2 separate regions of the Homo sapiens genome follow, and region 1 is linked to region 2. A link is an interaction called in ENCODE POLR2A ChIA-PET data of the cell type or tissue named here. Cell type or tissue: OCI-LY7. All regions are shown on one strand. Each heading gives the region's core, and the rest is flanking DNA. Links, peaks and the distances in the headings are about the cores only. Region 1 overlaps CDK19 (cyclin dependent kinase 19). Region 2 overlaps CDK19 (cyclin dependent kinase 19).

Evidence for each region. ChIA-PET counts read pairs that join two places held together with the same protein. Peaks named below come from ENCODE experiments on the same cell type or tissue, not always from the same donor. Only the 100,000 strongest peaks of a DNase experiment are listed, where the experiment ranks them.
Region 1: POLR2A ChIA-PET joins it to region 2 with 9 read pairs; 4 of 35 experiments call an interaction of 5 or more read pairs at or near these places.

The regions. Positions count from the first base shown.
Region 1 is chr6:110,806,477-110,810,868 of GRCh38, reverse strand. The region is part of intron 1 of CDK19 (cyclin dependent kinase 19); the gene reads left to right. Among named protein-coding and RNA genes, the nearest start is that of CDK19, 6.8 kb to the left of the region's middle. In OCI-LY7, for the core only: no CTCF peak of the experiment used is centred there; no DNase peak of the experiment used is centred there; H3K4me3 peaks cover 436 bases; H3K27ac peaks cover 931 bases.
Region 2 is chr6:110,640,690-110,645,081 of GRCh38, reverse strand. The region is part of intron 4 of CDK19 (cyclin dependent kinase 19); the gene reads left to right. Among named protein-coding and RNA genes, the nearest start is that of SLC22A16, 170 kb to the right of the region's middle. In OCI-LY7, for the core only: no CTCF peak of the experiment used is centred there; no DNase peak of the experiment used is centred there.

The DNA of each region.
Region 1 (4,392 bases), core at 308-4,307, 170 kb before region 2:
CACATATACAGGACATTTACAAAGTGGGAGTGCAGGACTGTAGATTCTACTACATGTAGCTGCTGCTTTTCTTTTTTCTTTTCTTTTTTTTTTTTGAGATGGAGTTTGCTCTTGTTGCCCAGGCTGGAGTGCAATTGTGCGATCTCAGCTCACTGCAACCTCCGCCTCTTGGGTTCCAGCGATTGTCCTGCCTCAGCCTCCTGAGTAGCTGGGATTACAGGCATGCACCACCACGCCTGGCTGATTTTGTATTTTTAATAGAGATGGGGTTTCTCCATGTTGGTTAGGCTGGTCTCGAACTCCCAACCTCAGGTGATCCACCTGCCTCGGCCTCCCAAAGTGCTGGGATTATAGGCGTGAGCCACCTTACCTGGCCATGCTGCTGCTTTTCATCTGTTTTTTTCTTCATCCTCACTGTCAACACTTTTGGCCATTATTTCTGATTTGGATAGTAGCTGGTTGGTCTCTCACTATAGTCCAAGATCCAAATTGCTGCTAGTGTCATTTTCCTATAAAATCAATCATGTCATATCTCTTTTTGGAAAGCTATACGTTTGCTATGGCTTATACTATCAGATCCAATCTCATCTCTTTCTCTTCTCTCCTTGCATGATTCATACTTGAGACTTAGATCCAATTTTAATTCCTTAGTTTGTCATGTAAAGACATTTACATTCAGACCCTGAAGTCTGTAGTCTTTATACCTGCCACCATTTCTTTTTTCCAGTTGCATTTAAGCTATATACTTCTGTAGCATTGAACTCGTATTTTCTGGTACTTAAGTCCTTTCATGTCTCATTTTCTTTGTTCTACATTCACTTTAGAATGGTGTTGCTGTGCCATTCTTCCCTCCCCCTTTTCCCTTATCCTTACAAACCTGTAAAACTCATACTTCAATACCCAACTCAAATAGCTTTCCTCCTTGAAGCCTTCTCTTAATCACTCGGTGTACTCCTCAGCTGTGTTTCTACCCCTTTGTTCTTACATATGTAAAGTCACTGTAAGTGATACTAATATGCCTCATAAATTACTAGCTGCAAAAGGATCATCATTCTGTCCAGTGCCTTGTACAGAGTTGGTCACATAATACACAAAATTATATTCAATTAAAAATGCCTTTAATTGGTAAAGATGCTCCACTGATTTTAAAAGCAGACCAAATTCCTTTAAAAACGCAAGTTTATTTACTTTTCTTAAAAAACGAAGTTTTTAGTAATTGCTTTGAAAGCCTGAAATACAGTAATGTTATATGAAATAGGTGGTTAGATGTAAATACTTCTAATGTATTTTTTCTAAGAAATGTACTGCTTTTCCAAACAGTTGATAAATTTCTTTTTTCATTTTTTTCACTTGAGACTGTCTCACTCTATCACCAAGGCTGGAGTGCTGTCGTGCAGTCGTAGCTGACTGTAGCCTTGAACTCCTGGGCTCAAGTGATCCTCCTGCCTCAGGCTCTTGCGTAGCTAGGACCACAGATGCACGTGCTGGCTAATTTTTGTTGTTGTTTTGTAGAGACGAGGTCTCACTGTGTTCACTGTGTTGCCCAGGCTGGTCTCGAACTCCTGGGCTCCAGTGATCCTTCTGCTTCAGCCTCCCAAAGTGCTGGGATTACAGACATGAGTCACTGTGCCTGGCCCATTTCTTTTTTTTTTTTTTGAGATGGAGTCTCGCTGTCTCCCAGGCTGGAGTGCAGTGGCGCAGTCTCGGCTCACTGCAAGCTGCGCCTCCTGGGTTCATGCCATTCTCCTGCCTCAGCCTCCCGAGTAGCTGGGACTACAGGCGCCCACCACCATGCCCGGCTAATTTTTTTTTTTTTTTGTATTTTTAGTAGAGATGGGGTTTCCCCGTGTTAGCCAGGATGGTCTAAATCTCCTGACCTCATGATCCACTTGCCTCGGCCTCCCAAAGTGCCGGGATTACAAGTGTGAGCCACCACGCCTGGCCCCATTTCTTTGAACAGATATTAGATATTGCTAAGGAAAATAGGCATATTTTTGAGAAATAAATATTTTCTCTTAGGCCAGCTCTTTTAGAATTGCTAGACTAGTAATCTGTCTTCTGTGCTTTTACTAGCTATTTTATAGAGATGCTTAGAAAATACCAGTATTTAAATACATTTTAGGACAAATTTTGGTTTTATGGGTTTATGGTAAAAAATTAAGTATCTTTAACACTTAGTAAATGAAGTAGACATCTGTTTATGTTTAACTGGTTTGTCATTTTTGTAATGCAAGCCTTCAAAAACTTTTTGAGGCCTAAGGGAAATTAATGTGTTCTTTTTCAATGAAATTTGATAATCTAGAGCAGTGATCAGCAAACTTTTTCTGGCAGATACTAAATATTTTAGGCCTTTTGGGCTTTACTGTCTCTGGTGCAATTACTCAACTCTATTGTAGTGCCAAAGCATCGACAGATAATACGTAAACCAGTATGGATAAGGATGGCTGTGTTCCAGTAGACCTTTATTTATACAAATAAGCAGTTGGCTGAATTTAGTCTGCAGGCTATAGTTTGTTGACTCCTGGTGTAGAGCAGTGATGTCCAATAGAACTTTCTGCAGTGATCTGAAAATGTTTAGCATCTGTGCTGTCCAATATGCTAGCCACAAGCCACACGCCACACATAGGTATCGATTACTGGAATGTAGTTAGTGTGATTAGAAACTAATTAGTAGCTATCACATTGGACTGTGTAGGTTTAGAGTCTTTGGATGAGTGGCTTAGCAACAAATAATTCTCTGATCCATCAAGTGACCTTTCAATAAAAATGTTTAAATCAGGGTGTGGATAAATAGGAAAACTGTTATGTCTTTTTTCAAGTTACAGGAGAAATATTAAGGCTGAAATAGCTTGATAAAGCAAACCAATACTTGAAGAACTATCAATTTATGAATGGAATCAAGGATATTTAACTACTTTTTCAAAAAAGTATTTTATGGCCGGATGAGGTGGGAGGATTGCTTGAGCCCAGGAGTTTGAGGCTATAGTGAGCTATGATGATGCCATTGCACTTCAGCATGGGCAGCAGAACGAGACTCTCTTAAAAAAAAAAAAAGGTATTATAAAAAAAAGTTTGTAAATAGTATATGTGCGTAAAAATATACAATGTGGCTGGGCGCGGTGGCTTATGCCTATAATCCCAGCTCTTTGGGGAGGCCGAGGTGGGCAGATCACTTGAGGCAAGGAGATCAAGGCCAGCCTTGCCAACAGCGAAAACTCCGTCTCTACTAAAAATACAAAAAATTAGCCGGGCGTGGTAGTACACACCTGTAATCCCAGCTACTCGGGAGGCTAAGGCACAATAATTGCTTGAACCTGGGAGGTGGAAGCTGCAGTGAGCTAATATTGCACCACTGCACTCCAGCCTGGGTGACAGAGTGAGACTCTGTTTCAATAAAACAAAAATAACAAAAAACCACCAGTGTAACGTAAGTCATCCCTTTCCCAGCCATTCTTTCCCTTTTTTAGGGGCAGTCATTCTTGGTTGTCCTTTAAGAGGATTTTCTTTTGGGGTATGTGCATGTGTGTTAACTTAAAGATGTCATTAAATATGACATGCTAGTGTGCTGCACACTTTTCTATTTTTAGATCATGGCTCACTGCAGCTTTGGCTGCCTGGGCTCAAGCAAGTCTGTCTCTTGGGCTCAAGCGATTGTTTCACCTCAGCCTCCTGAGTAACTGGGACTACAGATGTGGGCCATGCCCAGCTTTTTTTTTTTTTTTTAAATTATTTGTAGAGATGAGGTCTTGCTATGTCTCTCAGTCTGGTCTTGAACTCCTGGCCTCAAGTAATCCTCCTACCTTGACCTCCCAAAGTGCTGGGGTTACAGGCATAAGCCATCATGCTTGGCCCTATTTTTATTTTTATTTTTATTTATTTAATTTATTTATTGAGACGGAGTCTTTCTCTGTCACCCAGGCTGGAGTGCAGTGGGAAGATCTTGGCTCACTGCAACCACCACCTCCCAGGTTCAAGCAATTTTCCTGCCTCAGCCTCCTGAGTAGCGGGGACCACAGGCATATACCACTATACCTGGCTAATTTTTTGTATTTTTAGTAGAGACAGTGTTCACCATGTTGGCCAGGCTGGTCTCGAACTCCTGACCTCAAGTGATCCATCTGCCTCAGCCTCCCAAAGTGCTGGGATTACAGGCGTGAGCCACAGTGCTTGGCCCATATTTTAAATCTTAAACATTGCTTAAACATTATGACATATCTATATACAGAGATGCCTTGTTTCTCTTAATAGTTTTGTTGTATCTCATTGTATTGACTTACATCATTGGCTGTCTCCAGTCTTGCTAGTACTAACACTGAAGTGAATATCCTAGTAAGCACAGCATTTTGTACCTATTAATGTGTCTGTAAGTTAAAGTCCTAGAAGCTGTTTACC
Region 2 (4,392 bases), core at 116-4,115:
TAGTCTATATTTTACTAATCTTTTGTCTGTTTGACATATGAATAATTGAGGAAAGTATGTTATCATTGGCCTTTTTACTCCCTGAAGTTATATTTATTTTGCTTCATATATATATTTTTCAAGTACATAACAGGTTTAGGATTATTGCCTCTTCCTGGTGAATTGAACTTTGTATCATTATATAGTGATCATCTCTACCCCTAATTTGTTTTGAAATTTTTTAATTTTTACAGACACATAGTAGATTCCTGTCCTTTATCTTCCCCCCTGCCTCCCCTCCCCCTGGCCCCCTTCACCTCCTCTGTAGTTCTAAAACACCAGAGGAAGGAGGGACTTGGGTTTCGCTGGTTCTGCTTAAAAACATCATGGCTTTCTGTTCCATGGTCGGGGGCAAGAAGTGTGCCGAGGTTCCAGCCTGCGAGGGACTGGGTGTATAGTAGATGTGTATATTTATGGGTTACATGAGATATTTTGATAAAGGCATGCAATGTGTAATAATCACAAGAGGGTAAATGGGGTATCCATCACCTCAAGCATTTATCCTTTGTGTTACAAACAATCCAATTATACTCTTTTAGTTATTTTTAAAAGTACAATTAAATTAGTATTGACTGTAGTCACCCTGTTGTGCTATCAAATACTACTTCTTATTTATTCTTTCTATTTTTTGTGCCCATTACAGCCCCACTTCCTCCTCTCTCCTGCCCCTACTACCCTTCCCCGCCTCTGGTAACCATATTTCTACTCTCTATCTCCATAAAGTCAATTTTTTTAATTTTTTTTTTTTTTTGAGATGAAGTCTCGCTCTGTCACCCAGGCTGGAATGCAGTGGCCTCATCTTGGCTCACTGCAACCTCCGCCTCTGGGGTTAAAGCAATTCTCCTGCCTCAGCCTCCCAAGTAGCTAGGACTACAGGCACGGGCCATCATGCCCGGCTAATTTTTGTATTTTCAGTAGAGACAGGGTTTCACCATGTTGGCCAGGCTGGTCTCAAACTCCTGACCTTGTGATCTGCCCGCCTTGGCCTCCCAAAGTGCTGGGATTACAGGTATGAGCCACTGCGCCTGGCCAATTGTTTTAATTTTTAAAAGTTTAATTTTTAATAATGTTTAATTAAATTAAATTAACTTAATTTTTAATTAATTTAATTAAAATTTTAAATTTTAATAGTGAGATGGGGTCTCACTATGTTGCCCAGGCTGGTCTTGAAATCCTGGGTTCAGGTGATCCTTCTGCCACAGCTTTGCAAAGTGCTGGGATCACTGTCCTGTCTTGGCTTTGCCTATAGAGTAAATTCCAATTTCTTTAATGCGGTATTTTATTCCCAAGATAGTTTTCCAGTTGCATTTCTACACCAAACATTCACTGCTCTTGTCACATCAAAATATATATAAACTCTCAACATGCCATGTCTGTGTTTTTATGTGACTGTGTCCTTACCTGTAGGGTTCCATGAGCCTGAAAACTTTTTTGTTGTTGTTGTTGTTTATGCTTATCAAAATCTTAGTTATCCTTAGCTATAACCCCAAAATCTTAGTATCCCTTTTTTATTTATTGAGCCACTTCATCCAGCCAATTGTTTTAATTTTTAGCTCCCACAAATAAGTGAGAACATACGAAGTTTGTCTTTCTATGCCTGGTTTATTTAATTTAATGTGATGATCTCCAGTTCTATCCTAATAATGTTTTTGTGTTAAAAGCTATTTTATCTGATGTTACCATAGTTGACTCAGCTTTCCTTTGGCAGTTTGCCTTTTACTTTCAGCTTTTATGGTTCTTACCTTTAGGTGGACCTCTTTTAAATAGCATGGATTTTGTTTTTAATCCACTATGGAAATACCTGTGTCTTTTAGCTGGAAAATGTATTGTTTTACTCGTCAGGCCTAAGTTGGTAAGTGTTTCCTCCAGAAGGGGTTTGCTTTGGCTTCTACTGGTAGCATCTAGGTTTCCTTTAGTGCCCTTGAAGGTCTTAGTGATTGTGGGGTAGCAGGCTCAGCTTCCTTACCTTGCTGGTGGCCCAAGGCTCAGTGTCCTTGCTGAAGTGCATTATTGGCAGCTGCTCTCAGGCCTACCTTGCCTTTCCTTAACTCTCCAGCCATAAGGATACCTTATTTGGAGTGAGGGTAAAGTTTGTTATCTCTTGTGCAATCTGGGATGCTTCAAGGAATATTTCCTTTCTTTTTCCTTTTTCTCTCTTTTCCCTCTCCTCTGCTGTCTCTCTCCCTCTTCCCCCTTTCCTTCTCCCTTCTCCTCTACTCTCCTTTCCCCTTCCTGACTCCTCCCCTCCCCTCCCCTCCTATCAAAGACAGGGTTTCTCCCAGCCTGGCCTTGAACACCTGGGCTCAGGCAATCCTCCCACCTCAGCCTCTGGAGTAACTGGGATTACAGGTGTGGACCACCGTGCCTGGTTTGTTTCTTATATAGCATATAGCTGTTCTGTTAAGGGGAGGGTCCCTCAGAGCACTTAGTCAGCCATAATAGCAGATTTGACAATCTCTTGTATTCTCTTTTTGTTTTCTTTTCCATGGTACTTATCAGTATATGATATGTTGTATACTTATTTATTTATTGCCTTTCTCTTCTCACTAGACTGTAAGCTCCACGAGGGCAAGGATTTTTCCTGTTTTTGTTTTCTGCTGCTTCTGTAGCATCTAAATCACTGCCTGTTACTTAGTTTGTGATCAAACAATATTTGTTGAATGAATGAGGGTTGAGAAGATAGTGTGAAAAGGCAATGCCAAGTCTTGAACCCTTTTTTTTTTTTTTTTTTTTTGAAACAGAGTCTCACTCTGTCGCCTAGGCTGGAGTGCGGTGGCACAGTCTGAGCTCACTGCAACCTCCGCTTTCCCGCTTTCCGGGTTCAAGCGATTCTCCTGCCTCAGCCTCCTGAGTAGCTGAGATTACAGGTGCACACCACCACGCCCAGCTAATTTTTGTATTTTTAGTAGAGACGGGGTTTCACCATGTTGGTCAGGCTGGTCTCGAACTCCTGACCTCGTGATCCACCCGCCTCGGTCTCCCAAAGTGCTGGGATTACAGGCGTGAGCCACCACGCCCAGCCTCCAATTTCCTTAATCTGGTATTTTATTCCCAAAGTTGTTTTCCAGTTGCATTTCTACACCAAACATTCACTGCTCTTGTCACATCAAAATATGTCTAGGCTGTCAATATGCCATGTCTGTGTTTTTATGTCCTTACCTGTAGGGTTCCATGAGCCTGAAAACTCTTCATTTTTGTTGTTTATGCTTATCCAAATCTTAGTTATCCTCACTTAAAGTCATCCAGAGTCATCTTCCTAAAGACTATTCTGATGTTCAATGAGAAGAATCATTCATTCCATGCAATTTTTCTTTCTATATTGATAGTTTTCATAATCTGCCCTCTGCCTTGTCCCTCCTTCCTTCCTTCCTTCCTTCCTTCCTTCCTTCCTTCCTTTCTTTCCCTTTCCTCCTTTCCTCTCCTTTCTTTTTCTTTTTTTTTTTTTTTTTTGATGGAGTCTCACTCTGTTGCCCAGGCTAGAGTACAGTGGCACGATCTCAGCTCACTGCAACATTCACCTCCTGGGTTCAAGCGATTCCTGCCTCAGCCTCCCAAGTAGCTGGGACTACAGGTGCCTGCCACCATGCCTGGCTAATTTTTGTATTTTTAGTAGAGATGGGGTTTCACCATGTTGACCAGGCCGGTCTTGAACTCCTGACCTCAGGTGATCCACGTACCTCGGCCTTCCAAAGTTCCTGGGATTACAGGTGTCAGCCACTGCACCCAGCCTCTTCCTTGTAGTCTTAAAAGCTGTCTGTCTTTTCCTCCTGGATTTAAGCTCCTTAAAGTCAAGATCTTCATGTTTTATTTCCTGTTGTTTCCTAAAGGCCTGAAGTACAACACTTTTTACATAATGGACCTTTGATAAATAGTTTTTTTTTTCTAGTATGGTGAACCAATCTCATCTCATATGGTGAACCAATCTTTTTCTTTTTCTTTCTAGTATGGTGAACCAATCTCATTTCAGGTATCACACTCTGGTGATAATAACTTTCAAATCCAAATCTTCCTCTTCTCACTCCTCTGGCTAGTATGACTTAGGCATTTCACATTTCTCAAACTCTTTCATTTTATTTAATATTTTTTGAGACGGGGTCTCACTCTGTTGCCCAGGCTTGAGTGCAATGGCACGCTCACAGCTCACTCTAGCCTCGACCTCCTGGGCTCAAGCAGTCCTCTCACCTCAGCCTCCCAAGTAGCTGGGACCACAGGCATGTGCCACCATGCCTGGATAATTTTTTTTAATTTATGTTTTATAGAGACAGGGTCTCTTCAGGTTGCTTAGGCTGGTCTCAAACTCCTGGGCTTAAACGATCCTCCTGCTTCGACTTCCCAAAGTGCTGGGATTACAGG